2 separate regions of the Homo sapiens genome follow, and region 1 is linked to region 2. Evidence: chromatin loops called from intact Hi-C (ENCODE). Cell type or tissue: heart left ventricle. All regions are shown on one strand. Region 1 overlaps CEMIP2 (cell migration inducing hyaluronidase 2). Region 2 has its middle 160 kb from the start of CEMIP2.

What was found. Hi-C counts contacts between places; a loop is a spot of excess contacts. Peaks named below come from ENCODE experiments on the same cell type or tissue, not always from the same donor. Only the 100,000 strongest peaks of a DNase experiment are listed, where the experiment ranks them.
Region 1: a loop joins it to region 2, with 2.4 times the contacts of the local background. A loop is called at or near these places in 40 of 110 quality-filtered maps.

Annotation. Positions count from the first base shown.
Region 1 is chr9:71,700,144-71,708,143 of GRCh38, forward strand. It overlaps CEMIP2 (cell migration inducing hyaluronidase 2), which reads right to left. Exons shown (of 24, transcript NM_013390.3): 18 at 4,452-4,660; 19 at 499-681. Among named protein-coding and RNA genes, the nearest start is that of CEMIP2, 64 kb to the right of the region's middle. In heart left ventricle, no CTCF peak of the experiment used is centred here; no DNase peak of the experiment used is centred here; H3K27ac peaks cover 454 bases.
Region 2 is chr9:71,599,814-71,607,813 of GRCh38, forward strand. No RefSeq gene overlaps it. Among named protein-coding and RNA genes, the nearest start is that of CEMIP2, 160 kb to the right of the region's middle. In heart left ventricle, a CTCF peak has its summit at 4,840 (motif pointing right); a DNase peak (open chromatin) is centred at 4,838.

The DNA of each region.
Region 1 (8,000 bases), 100 kb after region 2:
AGGACCCCAGAAGAACAGGATTGGAATTAAAAAGTGGAAAGATGCAGCCTAGAGAAAGTTGAAAGCAAATATTCCACAGTTACACAGTGATTTTCAAAAACTCAAGGTCAACTTGTAAGATAGCCTAAGTCAGGAAGAGAAAAATGAGCTTTCACTGAAATATGAACTATATCACATGTAAATAATCATATGAAGAACATTATTATGGGAAAAAATTATTGTAATTTCCAACTGGGCCTACTGATTCTTCATCGACAAGGGATAATTTCTTTCTCTAAATTGCCTCAATACGTATACAGCAAACATCTTCACTCGATCCCTACTGCCAACTATAATTACGAGCCATTCTAGTTCCCCTCTAAACCTCTAATAGAGAAGATGTGCAGAGAATTACCCACATCAGCTGCTTCACTAAACAGCCGCGATGCTGAAGAACTAGCAATTTCACCATTAAAGAAAAATAGGAATAATTCTCATTCCCTGGTTTCACTGAATTACCCCGTGCTGGAGTCAAAATAGAATTTCCTCTCGGATTGCTTTCTTTGCAGTTCTTCCAGTGAATGCACAGGCTCATATTCTTCGATTTTGGATAATGAGCCATTCTGCCGCTGCAAATAGCCAAAGGTAACTTGAAAACTTGTGTTTGATGGATAGCAAAGGCCAACTCGAATCCAGTCATTCCTTTAAAGGAGAAACATAAAAAAATTAGTTTACACTTCAGCCATTATCTGTTAAGTACTATAGCGTATGCAGATAACTGTCCTTCATGTGCCACTTCTTCCACTTCCTGCCCATAGTTTTCTCCTCCTTAAATTTCTTCTGTGTGTTGGGCCACTGACAGTGGAAGTTCTGAACCATGGCATACTAACAAATCACCCACCTTCATCTGTTGCTCAAATTTCTCATATCAATAGATATACAGCAAAAATATGAGCCTTTACAATTTTTTTTGTTTTTGTTTTTTTGTTGTTGTTGTTTTTGAGATGGAGTCTTGCTCTTTCACTCAGGCTGGAGTGCAGTGGCGCGATCTCAGCTCACTGTGACCTCCGCCTCCCAGGTTCAAGCAATTGTCCTGCCTCAGCCTCTCGAGTAGCTGGGATTACAGGGGCACAACACCATGCACGGCTAATTTTTGTACTTTTAGTAGAGACAGGGTTTCACCATGTTGGCCAGGCCGGTCTCGAACTCCTGACCTCAAGTGATCCGCCCACCTCAGCCTCCCAGAGTGCTGGGATTACAGGCGTGAGCCACCGTGTCCAGCCCTAAAAATTCTTAGTTTTAAGAGGATTTGAAAGAACATTAAAAAGTTGGATAAAACAGACTTAGACACTCTAAAAAGATAAGAAAATTAAGTGAGATGGTTGGGTATAGGTGTACAAGATAGAAACACTAATATATGGAGAGTGGAACTGTACATTGGCAAAAGCATTCTAAATAATTTTTTTGTTTATAATTTTACCTTTTATAAATGTATTAGGATGAGTTCCTAGTGGGAAAATTGCTGTATGTAAAGGTATATGCCTTTTTAAAGCTTTTGATGCATATCACTAAATGGCCCTAGGATTTTCTTAGTGTCCTTAAATATAAAATTAATCCTTTTTAAAAATTAAAAACATTTCCACTTTTTATCATTTTCTCTCTTTTTTGACCTTTTTATTATAGTAAATATACCTAGGATAAAATTTACCATTTTAATAATTTTTAGCCATATGGTTCAGTGGCAATAAGTACATTCTCAATGTTGTTCAATCATCATCACTATTTCCCAAACTTTTTTGTCATTCTAAAAAATGTTTAAATAATATGTAACAAGGCCTTAAAATTCTTCACATAGCCAGGCGGAGTGGCTCATGCCTATAATCCTAGCACTTTGGGAGGCTGAGGTAGGTGGATTACTTGAGTGCATGAGTTCAAGACCAGCCCGGGCAACATGGCAAAACCACATCTGTATAAAAAGTACAAAAATTAGCTGGGTGTGGTGGCATACGCCTGTAGTCCCAGATACCTGGGAGGCTTAGGTAGGAGGATCAACTTAACCCAGGAGGCGGAGGTTGCAGTGAGCCAAGATTGCACCACTGCATTCTAGCCTGAGCAACAGAGCAAGATGTTGTCTCAAGGAAAAAAAAAAAAAAAAAAATATTGTTCACCTAGGTTTTCAAGTGAAAAAAATAACCCCACTAAAGAATAACTAGAAAATGCAGACAAAAGATAGAAAAGATGTTCTATGAATTATTGTCTATAATAGCAAAATGCGGGGGGGCGGGCAGGAGAAACAACCTAAATGTTCATGGGGTAAGGGGGGTAGTTAAAAAAATTATGGCACATCCATAGACACAAAGCAACTTGAGGTTAGAAAGAGGGGAATGTACTATATATGTTTACAATGCCTCGCTTTGGTTAGGAGAACTGTAGATTATTTCCATTTTCTTTATGTTTTTCTATATTTTCCTTATTTTGTTTAATGAATAAGTACTGCCTTCATAACTTCTAAAAGTGTTATTTTCAGAAATGGCATTATGACAAAATCTATGACTTCCCTATAATTATCTTAAATTGAGGGGTAAAAAATTGTCCATCTCTTCCTTTTGCCTCTGACCATCGTGTAATTTTTATAAACTTTCAGCTAATTAAACAAGTATGACTGAATTTCATGCCCATGTGGATTTTTGAAACTTCTAGGCTCAGCATTTTTTTTCACTTTAAAATGTCTTTACTTGCTCAGTATCTGATGGAAAGGTATGCACGGTACTTTACAAAACACTGCATATCATTTTATTGTCATACCTCACCTCCAATTCATAATTCTGCCCAATATAACTTATAGAGTACTGATCACCCTTTGACATTTCTCCATCCTCTCTGACAATTGTTTGTTTCTTTCATTGACTTCTCTGCAACTCACTGATGATATTAGATTGGGCTTTCAGAAATCTCACTCTGGCCACAATGTGGACTAAGGATTGGAGGTGGGGAGACTGAAGTGGGGACTGCTCCACGGAGCCAGGCAAGAGATGGTGAGGGCTTGACTTAGCCACAAACACTGTGGGTAGAAAGAAGTGGACAGATTTAGATGACTTTAGGAGCTGGAACCAACAGGGTGCAGTTACGGATAAGATGGAGTGATGAGGGAAAAGGAAGAGACAGGAATGAGTACTGGCCTTGGGGCTTGGTTGACTGTGTGGGTGGGGCACAGAGGGCCGCAGCAAGGATTACAGGAAAACAGTAACAGTAATGGTAACGGTTCAGCTCAGAGCACATGCCAGAGCCCTAACAATCTCAGAACAAGGGCATCTGCCACGATGTTCATCATCCTTGGAAGTGACTTTCTTAAAGCTGAATTCCTACATGCTCTAGTCCTTCTATGTTCATTTCAACTGGATGTTTTAAGAGTGTTCTGACAAGTCAGGGCTTGATGACGACTCAGGTGAACAAGCCATTTCAATTTTTCAGGTACATATCTCAGCAGTTTCATGGAGTCGCATGGGTTAATAGCCACATGTATCTAGATTGATAAGATACATGTGGTTTACCCCTCCCTTTCTAAATAGTCCCATCCCACCTTCCTTGTTTCACCTTCTGTCATTTCCCCTGACACACTCTATGTCCCCATCACACTGACTCCATCATTTCCCCCAGGAGAACTGGCCCTTTCCCAACACTGTGCTTTTATTAATATAACAAGACAGATTGCTTCATCAGAATCATTCCTCACTGCAGCCTGGCTCAACTCCCTTAGGCAGAATTATTTAATAGTTGCTCTATCATTTGTCCACTAAAAAATAGCTTTGGTTTATCTATCTACTTGAGTTTTTTCTACCTGTCTACTCTGAACTCCTAGAAGGCAAGTACTTCTCTCATTCACCTTTATGTCAACTTACACACAATAAACACTTGAATAAATCAATTATAAAAATAGCCCCTTGGATTGCCTGTGATTAGAACAGACAACTGAGAAATCAAGAAGGGATAAAATAGTGCTTTCAGGCAGGGCTAGCAAATACCTGGCCTTCATGTCCCAACTCTTTCACTTCTTGCCCCTAGCAGGCATTACTAATCCATCCCACTACTTTCTTCTGCCAAGTCTAAACTCAGCCTCAAAAATCTTTTAATTTTTCAGGTAAGCAAATGCTCCACTGGAAGAGCATAGAAAACTACTTCCCATCCCAGCTAGAGGGAATTAAAGCATTCAGCAGTATTAAAACCTATCGTTGAATGGCTTTATGTGCATAATAACTTGACCACAGAGAAAAAAAAAGCTTTTGAAATGACAGGATTCAATTTGTATAATCTCTTTAATTCCATCAACACAAAATATACAGCCTCCCCACAAGAGAAGCAAAGTATGTAAAATTGGCTTTCTTTGCTTGCTGCAAAGGAGACATAAGTTATTCTTTTTCTCCACTAAATTACTACTTGCTCAACTATTTGAAATAACAGTAACAGAAACATACTTGTTGAAGTTGACGAGGTATAGAAATGTAGTCCGTGGTGCCGGCCCATTCCAGTGGATGGTATAACCCTTCTCCAGCATGACGACAGGCTGGTACTGTGGAAAGGCAGCCTTCTGATTAATACCTCGGAGCACCATAGGGTTGGACGGATACTCATCTCGTGTAATGGTCATAGAAAGATTCTGAGTGCTCCATGTCTGTACATAGACCTTGAAAAAATAATCAAGAAGTAAAGGGAAGAGAATGAAAATTTAAACAGCTAAAAAGACATTTTCAGCACAAAGTCAAGTGTCTCAACTTTGAAAAGGGAGATTCTGTGATCTGTGCCAGACTAAGTGAGCAGCAGCCAACTACATCCTCAGCCACTTATAGTGCAGCCTACTTAAACTAGAAATGGTAAAAACAGACCATGTGCTCTGCTAGCCAAGATCTTCATCATCGCTTCCACCACTACAGGCCAGCTTATTCATCAGAATATAAAACTTCTGTGGCTTATACAGCTTGTCAAAGAAATCTCTCAGTCTAAAGAACACACATACAAAAAAAAATTAGTAAACTAATGTGAAAACTGATATCCTCTACTCAAATCTAAGAGACTTTCTTCTAAACCAAGAGATGAAAAACTTATATATCTTAGAGCTTTGGCTTTCAATTTTCCATGACCTACGTCAGCCCACAAAGCCATTTTTCACCCATTCAAAAAAAAAAAAAGTTATAAAGTACTGTGCAACAACTGAAAAAACATTAAACTGAGACAAATTTGAAAGTCCTGAATGTATTCCAGTGGCATTAGAGCTACTTGCCATGCCAAAACAAAGCCATCCCCAAATGTATCCTACAAAGGAAAATTCTTAGAACAAATCTCCTAAAACAAATCAGTATCTGTAACCAAATTCTCCAGAATATTAAAGCAGCAGCAGAATATTGACATTTAATCTACAATACTTCTGTATTTTTCCCTGTCATTTCTATAATCTTATCCATATTGACTCCTCAATTTTATGTCCTTTTTAACTACCTCAATTATTTAATACTCTACTGACACCGCTTAAAGATTTAAAATAGACAGGAAACATTTTTAAGACTATTGATTGTCTTCATTTAAATATATACTCAATATATAATATATATTAATTTAAACATACTTATGTTTAACATATATTTATATATATTTATGTATATGTATATTTACATGTACATTTATATATGTGTATGTGTGTGTGTATATATATATAGGAGGCTGTACATACACTGCATATCTGTCCCCTGCCTTAGTAACCTTAACTCTCCCTATATCACCATCTTTCTCCCTGAGTACCTTTATCCCTCAGGTCATTAAAAAGCACATATTCGGCCAGGCACAGTGGCTCATGCCTGTAATCCCAGCACTTTGGGAGGCCGAGGCAGGCAGATCCCTGGCGGTCAGGAGTTCGACACCAGCCTGACCAATATGGTGAAATCCCGTCTCTATTAAAAATACAAAAATTAGCCAGGTGTGGTGGCGGGTGCCTGTAATCCCAGCTACTTGGGAGGCTGAGGCAGGAGAATTGCTTGAACCTGGGAGGTGGAGGTTGCAGTGAGCCAAGATAGCACTATTGCACTCCAGCCTGGGTAACAAAAACAAAACTCCATCTCAAAAAAAAAGGAAAAAAAAAAAAAGCACATATTCCACTAAAAAATATTTACAAATAGTTAAATCATGATCATTCTATCTTGAGATCCAATTGCTCCCATTTTTGGCATACTACATCATTTCTAAGTAACAACAAATGGCTGCAGAACTGGGCTTCTGGCCCAAATTTCAAATTCTCAGGAGTAAATTTCTGGTCCATAGTCCTACGATTCCCAGTGCCCCCTGAGGAGTATTAGATGACTTATTTCTTTCTTCATCTATAAACAGAATTACTACTCTGATTTGTAATATAGATCAGGTTAATATTCTCAAATACATTAGATATTCAAAGGACTGAATGCTTTACTGAGTGAATGTTGAATAAATGAAAAATATGTCACATTGGTAGTTGCAATGGTAATTTATAAAAGAGCTACCATAACCACATATTTATAGAAACATTTATGATCACTTAAAAAATATAGTTTTCATTAGTGTGTACCTGCCACTTTAAGACAGACAGATAGATATACGCACACATGCATGAATACTCATGGCTGGCAAGAACTTTAGCCAAAACTGTAGCTACAAAAAGGCTAAAAGCTTATTATTTATTTATTTATTATTATTATTATTTTTGAGACAGAGTTTCGCTCTTGTTGCCCAGGCTGGAGTGCAATGGCATGATCTCAGCTCACTGCAAACTCTGCCCCTGGGTTCAAGCGATTCTCCTGCCTCAGTCCCCTCGAGTAGCTGGGATTACACGTGCCCACCACCACGCCTGGCTAATTTTTTCTATTTAGTAGAGATGAAGTTTCACCATGTTGGCCAGGCTGGGCTCGAACTCCAGACCGCAGGTGATCCACCTGCCTCAACCTCCCAAAGTGCTGGGATTACAGGCGTGAGCCACCATGCCCGGCCTTAGTTTTTATTTTCTAGTTTTGTTTCAGTTCTAGAACGTCTATAGTTCCTAGGCATTGATGGGTAAACTTAATTTGGGGAAGGCAATTCTGATTAAGAATAAGATAAATGGAAAAAATAAATCACATTATAAACCATGTTCCTTTCTTCTTTATTCTACTGTAGTTAATTCTCCATCCCTTCTGGGACTTAGGCAAGTATTACTTTTTTTTTTTAGTATTTTTTATTTTTGCTCATGGAAATGAGAAATCCCATAGCAATAAAGAAGCTAATACCCCCACTAAAATAAACCAGAAAGTCTCTCCCGTCTTTATTCCTCTTAAGCCCTTTGTTTAGTCTATAGATAAGGATCTAAACTTTTTAAGTTTTAAAATTTAAAAATCACCTGCTTTAATTGTCGTAATTCAAAGTCAGAAGAACAAAGAAGAATTCTGATCCAAGAAGCTCCAATTATTGAAAGCTCAGGTGGTGGAAACAACATGTAATTCAGGGGGCTCAGAGAAGTGACAAGCGGGAGCCCGAAAACACACCTTTGACCGGCAAAGTGAGCAGAGCTCAGTAGAGGGGAAATAGCACAGCACGGATCCTCCCCAGGAAGAGCCCATGCTACGAAAAGAACATCTAGCAGCAAATCAAAGAAAGGGGCTTCTTTCCTGTCTTTAGGGCTATCACAGCCCAATTCTATGTGGAAAATCCCTTGCTCTTCCTCTAATTCTCGTCTCCATGTTCTGATCATCTATTTCCTTTATCTCCTCTGACAGTCTATTATTAAATCCTGGCCGGGCGCGGTGGCTCACGCCTGTAATCCCAGCATTTTGGGAGGCCGAGGTGGGCGGATCATGAGGTCAGGAGATCAAGACCATCCTGGCTAACACGGTGAAACCCCGTCTCTATTAAAAATACAAAAAAACTAGCCGGGCATGGTGGCGGGCGCCTGTAGTCCAGCTGCTCAGGAGGCTGAGGCAGGAGAATGGCGTGAACCCAGGAGGCGGAGCTTGCAGTGAGCCAAGATTGCG
Region 2 (8,000 bases):
ATGTGACGTATCTCAAAATAATAAGAGCTATTTATGACAAACCCACAGCCAGTATCATACCGAATGGGCAAAAACTGGAAGCATTCCCTTTGAAAACTGGCACAAGAGAGGGATGCCCTCTCTCACCACTCCTATTCAACATAGTGTTGGAAGTTCTGGCCAGGGCAATCAGGCAGGAGATGGAAATAAAGGGTATTCAATTAGGAAAAGAGGGAGTCAAATTGTCCCTGTTTGCAGATGACATGATTGTATATTTAGAAAACCCCATTGTCTCAGCCCAAAAATCTCCTTAGGCTGATAAGCAACTTCAGCTAAGTCTCAGGATACAAAATCAACGTGCAAAAATCACAAGCATTCCTATACACCAATAGCAGACAAACAGAGACCCAAATCATGAGTGAACTCCCATTCACGATTGCTTCAAAGAGAATAAAATACCTAGGAATCCAACTTACAAGGGATGTGAAGGACCTCTTCAAGGAGAACTACAAACCACTGCTCAATAAAATAAAAGAGGACACAAACAATTGGAAGAACATTCCATGCTCATGGGTAGGAAGAATCAATATCATGAAAATGGCCACACTGCCCAAGGTAATTTATAGATTCAATGCCATCCCCATCAAGCTGCCAATGACTTTCTTCACAGAATTGCAAAAAACTACTTTAAAGTTCATATGGAACCAAAGAAGAGCCCACATTACCAAGACAATACTAAGCAAAAAGAACAAAGCTGGAGGCATCACGCTACCTGACTTCAAATTATACTACAAGGCTACAGTAACCAAAACAGCATGGTACTGGTACCAAAACAGAGATATAGACCAATGGAACAGAACAGAGCCCTCAGAAATAATACCACACATCTACAACCATCTGATCTTTGACAAACCTGACAAAAACAGGATATGGTGAAAGGATGCCCTATTTAATAAATGGTGCTGGGAAAACTGGCTAGCCATATGCAGAAAACTGAAACTGGATCCCTTCCTTACACCTCATACAAAAATTAATTCAAGATGGATTAAAGACTTAAATGTTAGACCTAAAACTGTAAAAACCCTAGAAGAAAACCTAGGCAATAGCATTCAGGACATAGGCATGGGCAAGGATTTCATGACTAAAACACCAAAAGCAATGGCAACAAAGCCAGAATTGACAAATGGGATCTAATTAAACTAAAGAGCTTCTGCACAGCAAAAGAAACTATCATAAGAGTGAACAGGAAACCTACAGAATGGGAAAAAATGTTTACAATCTACCCATCTGACAAAGGGCTAATATCCAGAATCTACAAGAACTTAAACAAATTTACAAGAAAAAATCAAACAACCCCATCAAAAAGTGGGTGAAGGATATGAACAGACACTTCTCAAAAGAAGACATTTATGCAGCCAACAGACACATGAAAAAATGCTCATCATCACTGGCCATCAGAGAAATGCAAATCAAAACCACAATGAGATACCATCTCACACCAGTTAGAATGGTGATCATTAACAAATCAGGAAACAACAAGTGCTGGAGAGGATGTGGAGAAATAGGAACACTTTTACACTGTTGGTGGGAGCGTAAACTAGTTCAACCATTGTGGAAGACAGTGTGGCGATTCTTCAGGGATCTAGAACTAGAAGTACCATTTGACCCAGCCATCCCATTACTGGATATATACCCAAAGGATTATAAATCATGCTGCTATAAAGACACATGCACACGTATGTTTATTGCAGCACTATTCACAATAGCCAAGACTTGGAACCAACCCAAATGTCCATCAATGATAGACTAGATTAAGAAAATGTAGCACATATACACCATGGAATACTATGCAGCCATAAAAAATGATGAGTTCATGTCCTTTGTAGGGACATGGATGAAGCTGGAAACCATCATTCTGAGCAAACTATCACAAGGACAGAAAACCAAACACGGCATGTTCTCACTCATAGGTGGAAATTGAACAATGAGAACACTGGACACGGGGTGGGGAATATCACACACTGGGGCCTGTCGTGGGGTGTGCAAAGGAGGGAGGGATAGCATTAGGAGATATACCTAATGTAAATGACGAGTTAACGGGTGCAGCACACCAACATGGCACATGTATACATATGTAACAAACCTGCACGTTGTGCACATGTACCCTAGAACTTAAAGTATAATTTAAAGAAATGAAATTGTCTCTTTTAGAAGATTAACCCAAGTTTACAAAATTTTCTCTTTTTTAACCGCAATCTCAGCCAAAAAAAAACCCACAACACAGCCCTTTTTGGATATTATTTGTTACATATACTACATTTCTTAAGCAAGTTAAAATAAAATTATTTCTGCGAACTTTTTCAGCATTGCACTGGTTAAAAATACAGCCCATTGTCTTTTCATGCTATGTATTTTTTTCCCTTGGCTTTAAAATATTGGGAGTTATTTTCAACTACTGAATGATTGATCAAGGAAAAGCACTCTTTTCTCTGTAATATGAAGTTTTCAAGTCAATATTAATAACTTCTTTTCCATATAATTTTAGGACATCTAATCTCCTCCACAAATCTCTGAAAATAGCCAAAACTCAAAGTATCAGGAGGAAAAATCCGTATCAATAGCAGTATCTTCATTATGTTTCATGTTTTTTAAAATTTACCAAACAGTTCTCATCTTAGCAAGAGCCTGGCTAGCTTGTTTATAGAACATTTTGTAGTTTGCTAGTTTGATGTTGCTAGAAGTGATTCAGAAATGTGTGACATTGAAACTGCCTTTGCATAAATTATAACAGAACATGATGGTAGTAAAAGAGATCTGATCTAACCCACTGCCCTCCCCATCTTGCCTTTCCCTTAAGAATTCCTGGGCTTAGGCTAAGCTAACTTTGGTAGACATTGAATTTATAGTTCAAATGATAATAGGACTTTCACAAAAACTCAACCACCTTTGTATAGATAACAAAAGGCCCTCATGCTAGGGGGAGGAGAGGAAACTGAATTCTGCTAAGGTGTAGACTGGTCACAAAATATGCAAATTTACTGTTGTAGATTGACCTTTTGAACTATCTTTTCAGGTTTTATATACATGTGACACCCATGACTCCACCTGGACTCACTGACTGATGATTTCACACTTCCATGCCCCACCTAGAAGCACCTCAGTTCTAGAGGACAGCTTCAACAACCCTATGGTTTCATCTTGGACCCAACAAATCAGCAGTAAGGCCTAGCCACCCCCATCACTTCCCCCAAACTGCCTTTGGAAAAAAACCTAACCTACAAGCCTTCAATATGATTGATTTGAGTAATAACTCTGTTCTTCTCCCACATGGGGTGGCTGGCCTCACGTCAATTAAAATCTTTCTTTACTGCAAAAACCCAAATAGTCTATTCATCTACATTATGGAAATTAATATATTTTGCTCTATAAACTGGTTCTTGGCATTCTCAGCCATATTCACTACTTTTTTTTTATTATCTAGCACCCATGAAGCTATTAAAGTAATTTTTTCAAGATTGGGCATTTTATTCCAGGGAAAGTATTTGTAATAGATTCTAATTTATGAATTTATTCAAATTTAATATCTGTAGGCAGGATCATCTCTGGATATTAAATACTTGGAAAGTTTATATTCCATGAAGTCAGAAGTCTGACCTCTAAGCATGGGCCTACCACTTCTCGGCCTGGTGATCATGAGTAAATCAGTTTTCCAACCTGCAATTTTTAATTTGCAAAATGGAGATGATGGTAATACCTACCTCATAAGACTGTGGTGAAAATTTAATAAACTTATACATGTAATAAGCCAAACATAGCTCCTGGCATATGTAGACATTCAATAAATGCTATTTTCAAAGAAACTAGGGGTGAATAATTTTACATCTTTAAATAAGGAAAGTTTTTCCATGCAATGGTGCTAAAGCCAGAAACCATAAATGAAAATATTACTGTATTTAACTGCATAAAACAAAGTTTTTAAATAACAAACACATTGCAATCAAGGATAAAAGATAACACCTGGAGAAAAAGATTTGCAACATATGTGCCAGGAAAAGGGTAAATACCCATAGTGCCTCAAGTTCTTATAAATCAGCACAAAAGAGAAAGAAAAAAGGGTAAAAAAAAAATGAATAAACAATTTAAAAAGAAATAGGGCTAGTAAATATATGAACAGATGTTCAGCCTCACTAGTAATCAAAGAAATGCAAAAAAAACAACAGATTGGTTATAATTAAAAAGATGGACAAAGCCCAGGATTTGCAAGTGTGCAAGCAATAGGCTGCTCTCACACACTTCTGGTAAGTATATTTATTGATCTAGTCTCTTTGGAGGGTGATTTAGTGATACATTCCAAAGTTCAAAAGATGTAGTCTCTTTTCTTTGTTATGTTAATGTTTGAATACTCTACACATTTCAGTATATTACTAAAATATTCTATATAAACATATTCTATAATATTTTATGTATTCTACTATCAGACAAAATAAAGCTAGCTTCGTTTTGGAAAATTAAAGTAGTTTCCTTCCCTTCTTCTTAGGGTTTTTATGAAAATAAAATTATATTCTCTTCCATATGAGATCTCAGGCAGCCTTATAGGGAGTGAGTGGTCATTGCGGTAATGATTGCTAATATCCCTGTGGCAACCTGCGGATTGCAAAGTATGCCACTTACCTTAATCTTACAACTACTGAACATAAACAGAGCTGGAATTATTACTGATCCCTTATAAATGATTATGAGCCTCAAGCCTCTTTTAATTCCCAAGTCAAATCAGGCACTGCCCCAAAGACTGTTCAAAAGAGGAAAATGGCCAATATTCAGGGACCTGGACCACCTTCTCCACTGGCTATCCCCCAGGGGGCGCTCAACTGACAGTAAATTAGACCTGCAAAGCATCTTCAGGCTCTCTTGCCTGTGGTTCCTTTACCATCTGTTGAATGGTAAAGAAAATCTCTCCTCATTTCAAGTTTATAAAACAAGTCTTTTTTGTTGAAGCTCCTTATCAGATCTGTCCATGGGGCATGAGAATTTTCCCTTTATTCCTCATAAGGCTTGAAATTTTCTTTGTCATCTATGCTCCCATCAGAAATTATGCTGGGAAAAACTATGACTAGGCAAATGACCCTGTAGTGATTCCAGACATCAAGTTCATGGAACCTTCACCCTTGCCCCACCTCCACCCCTCCATACCCATCAGGCCACCTTCCTGCATTAGATATTCAATATGATTATCCGCTTTTCTTCTCACAATGGTTTTTCAAGAAGGGATGTGAGAAAACACACATACACACACATACACACACACACACACACACACACACAGCTTCTGAAGCTCATTTATATCATAGCATAAATGATGCCAACAGCAACAGCATTTCATAACCATGGAACCAAAAATGCAAGGTAAAATAATGAAGTTATTGTAGGTGAGATTTCAGGGTATTCAAATATTGACAAATCATTTTGAGGTGGGTTATTTCTCACATCACATGAATAATGATGGTGCCACATAACATAAGTCCAGAGAACCTAGGCCCAGCTTTAGCTAGACGTAGGTATCTAAATTCTGTTAATCAGTAGATTCTGAAAGTTAGGGAATTTTTCTGAAATTCATTCTAATCTTCTCTATGGGACTTTATAATCTCACCGGCAATTGTTTGACTGTTAATAGCTGATATGAGCATCAAGTTTAGGATGTTCTAAAAGCCTTAAGGGACTTGAATAGTTTCTAACAGCTAGAGAAAAATATGCCAATGTACAGAAGTAGCAACTTTCTGGCCTGAAAGAAATCATAGTAATTACTACAAAAGAGCTCTATTAATGAAATCCTTCATTTTTTAAGTTAACAAATAAAGGTCAGGTATACTATGGTGTAATAGCATGGAGTTAATGAAAATAACAATGCAGGCCTATACTTGAGGACATAGAAAGCTGTCCATGATATTTTCAAGTAGGTTACAAAAATATGACTACTACAGCCCCTTTTTTGTAATGTAATAAAATAGGGGCCAGACGCCTGTAAATCCCAGCACTTTGGGAGGCAGAGGCGGGTGGATCACCTGAGGCCAGGAGTTCAAGACAAGCTTGGCCAACATGTTGAAACCCTGTCTCTACTAAAAATACAAAAATTAGCTGGATGTGGTGGTGGGTGCCTATAATCCCAGCTACTCAGGAGGCTGAGGCAGGAGAATCACTTGAACCCAGGAGGCGGAGGTTGCAGTGAGCTGAGATCATGTCATTGCACTCCAGCCTGGGCAATGAGCAAAACTCCATCTCAATAATAATAATAATAATAATAATAAAATAGGGTTTTATTTTGGAGAAAGAGGAATTAAAGTGGTATCTTTTCATTCTCAATAATCCGTAGTTCCAAGTCATCCTATATCTTTAGCATCAAGATCCATGTTGTATGACCTTAGGGAGGCTCCGACAGAATGTAGAATGGACACTCCTTCCAATAGTAGGAAGCCACCTGAGACTGCTCCTTACAGAATAATGGTTAAAGAAAGAATAAGGTAACAAGGTAGAGGACACAGATTCCCAGGCCTCCTCTATTGGGCTGATGCCTCAGAGAGGAGGAGGTGAGAGCCCACCTGGCAGATAGTTTGAAGAGAATGCAGAAGACAGAAGGACTTTTTCTCTGCTTCCTTCAAGAAACACTGAATTGCTGCAATGTTTTCCTCTGTACTTTTAAAAGAAAAACTTCAGCCAAATTAAATTTAAAGTTTAATTGAGCAATGAACAATTCACGAATCAGGCAGCCCCCAGAATCACAGCAGATTCAGAGAGACTCTATGGATGCCTCAGGTTCAGAACAAATTTATAGACAAACAAAGCAAAGCGATGTACAGAAATTGGAAGTGAGGTAGAGAAACAGCTGGATTGGTTACAGATTGGGGTCTGCCTTATTTGAACACAGTTTGAACACTCAGCAGTGTGAGTAGTTGAAGTATGGCTGCTGGGATTGGCCAAGACTCAGCTATTGTTACCGGCACATACTCCTAAATTAGGTTTTCAATCTTGTCTACCTATTAAGTTAGGTTACGGTTAGTCCACAAAGAGTCAAATATAGAAGTACAGAGTCCTTGTCAGGCCATACTTAATTCACTTTAACAATTCTTAATAGGCATCATATAAGAAGTGAACATACTGTTGGAAAATAAAAAAGACAGATGGCCTCCATTGTATCCAACATACCATAAGGGCAAAAATGAACACACACAATTTTGTATGTAAGAATTGGGGGTAAATAGAACTTGCCCAGTAGAAATGAAAAAAGTAGAGCGAGATAAATAATGTGGCATATGACTTAGAGGAGATGATCTTCCAACTTGATCTGGCAGCAAACTTTTCTCCCCTATAGTAGATAGATGCTCCATCTCAATTCAATGCCCTAGCCACTTTTTGCCAAGAGAAATTGACTCAGTTCTCTAAACTAGACAATAGGCCATCTATAGGTTTCAATTACTCACAACGAGTGGTCTGATGAGTAGAAAAAAAAGTGTATTCAGTGATCAACTCAAAGAAGAATCTTCCCTAAGGAAATTTTGATTAGGATTCTCTAATAGCACAGCCAAAGAGAAGATCTAGAAAAAGCAGGCTATGATTAGCAAATAGGGGAGATAAAAAGGATGAAAATCTCATGGTTTGAATTTGAAAACTGCTTATGTGCCATTTAACACAATAATATGTTGCCAAAAACAGTCAGGCTGTGGAAATCATGACCTGTAATCATCAAAAATAGAGCTTATGTTGTCTTCAGCCCCAACAAATTTAAATTTAGGACAGATGATATTTCTAGCCTCATCTCAGCCAAGTCAAAGAGATTGTTTTCCTAATTGTTCCTCGAGTATGCTTTTCTAAGAACGAAAACCTTTACAAATGTAATTGACTCTTCTAACCAACTGGAGTTGCCAGTTGGTTCTGAGCCGAAGGCCATGTCCAGGGAGTTCCGTAAACTTTGTTCCGTGCCAAGTATATAATTCTGGTCTCTAAACTTTCACAATATGCTTTGAGAAAGT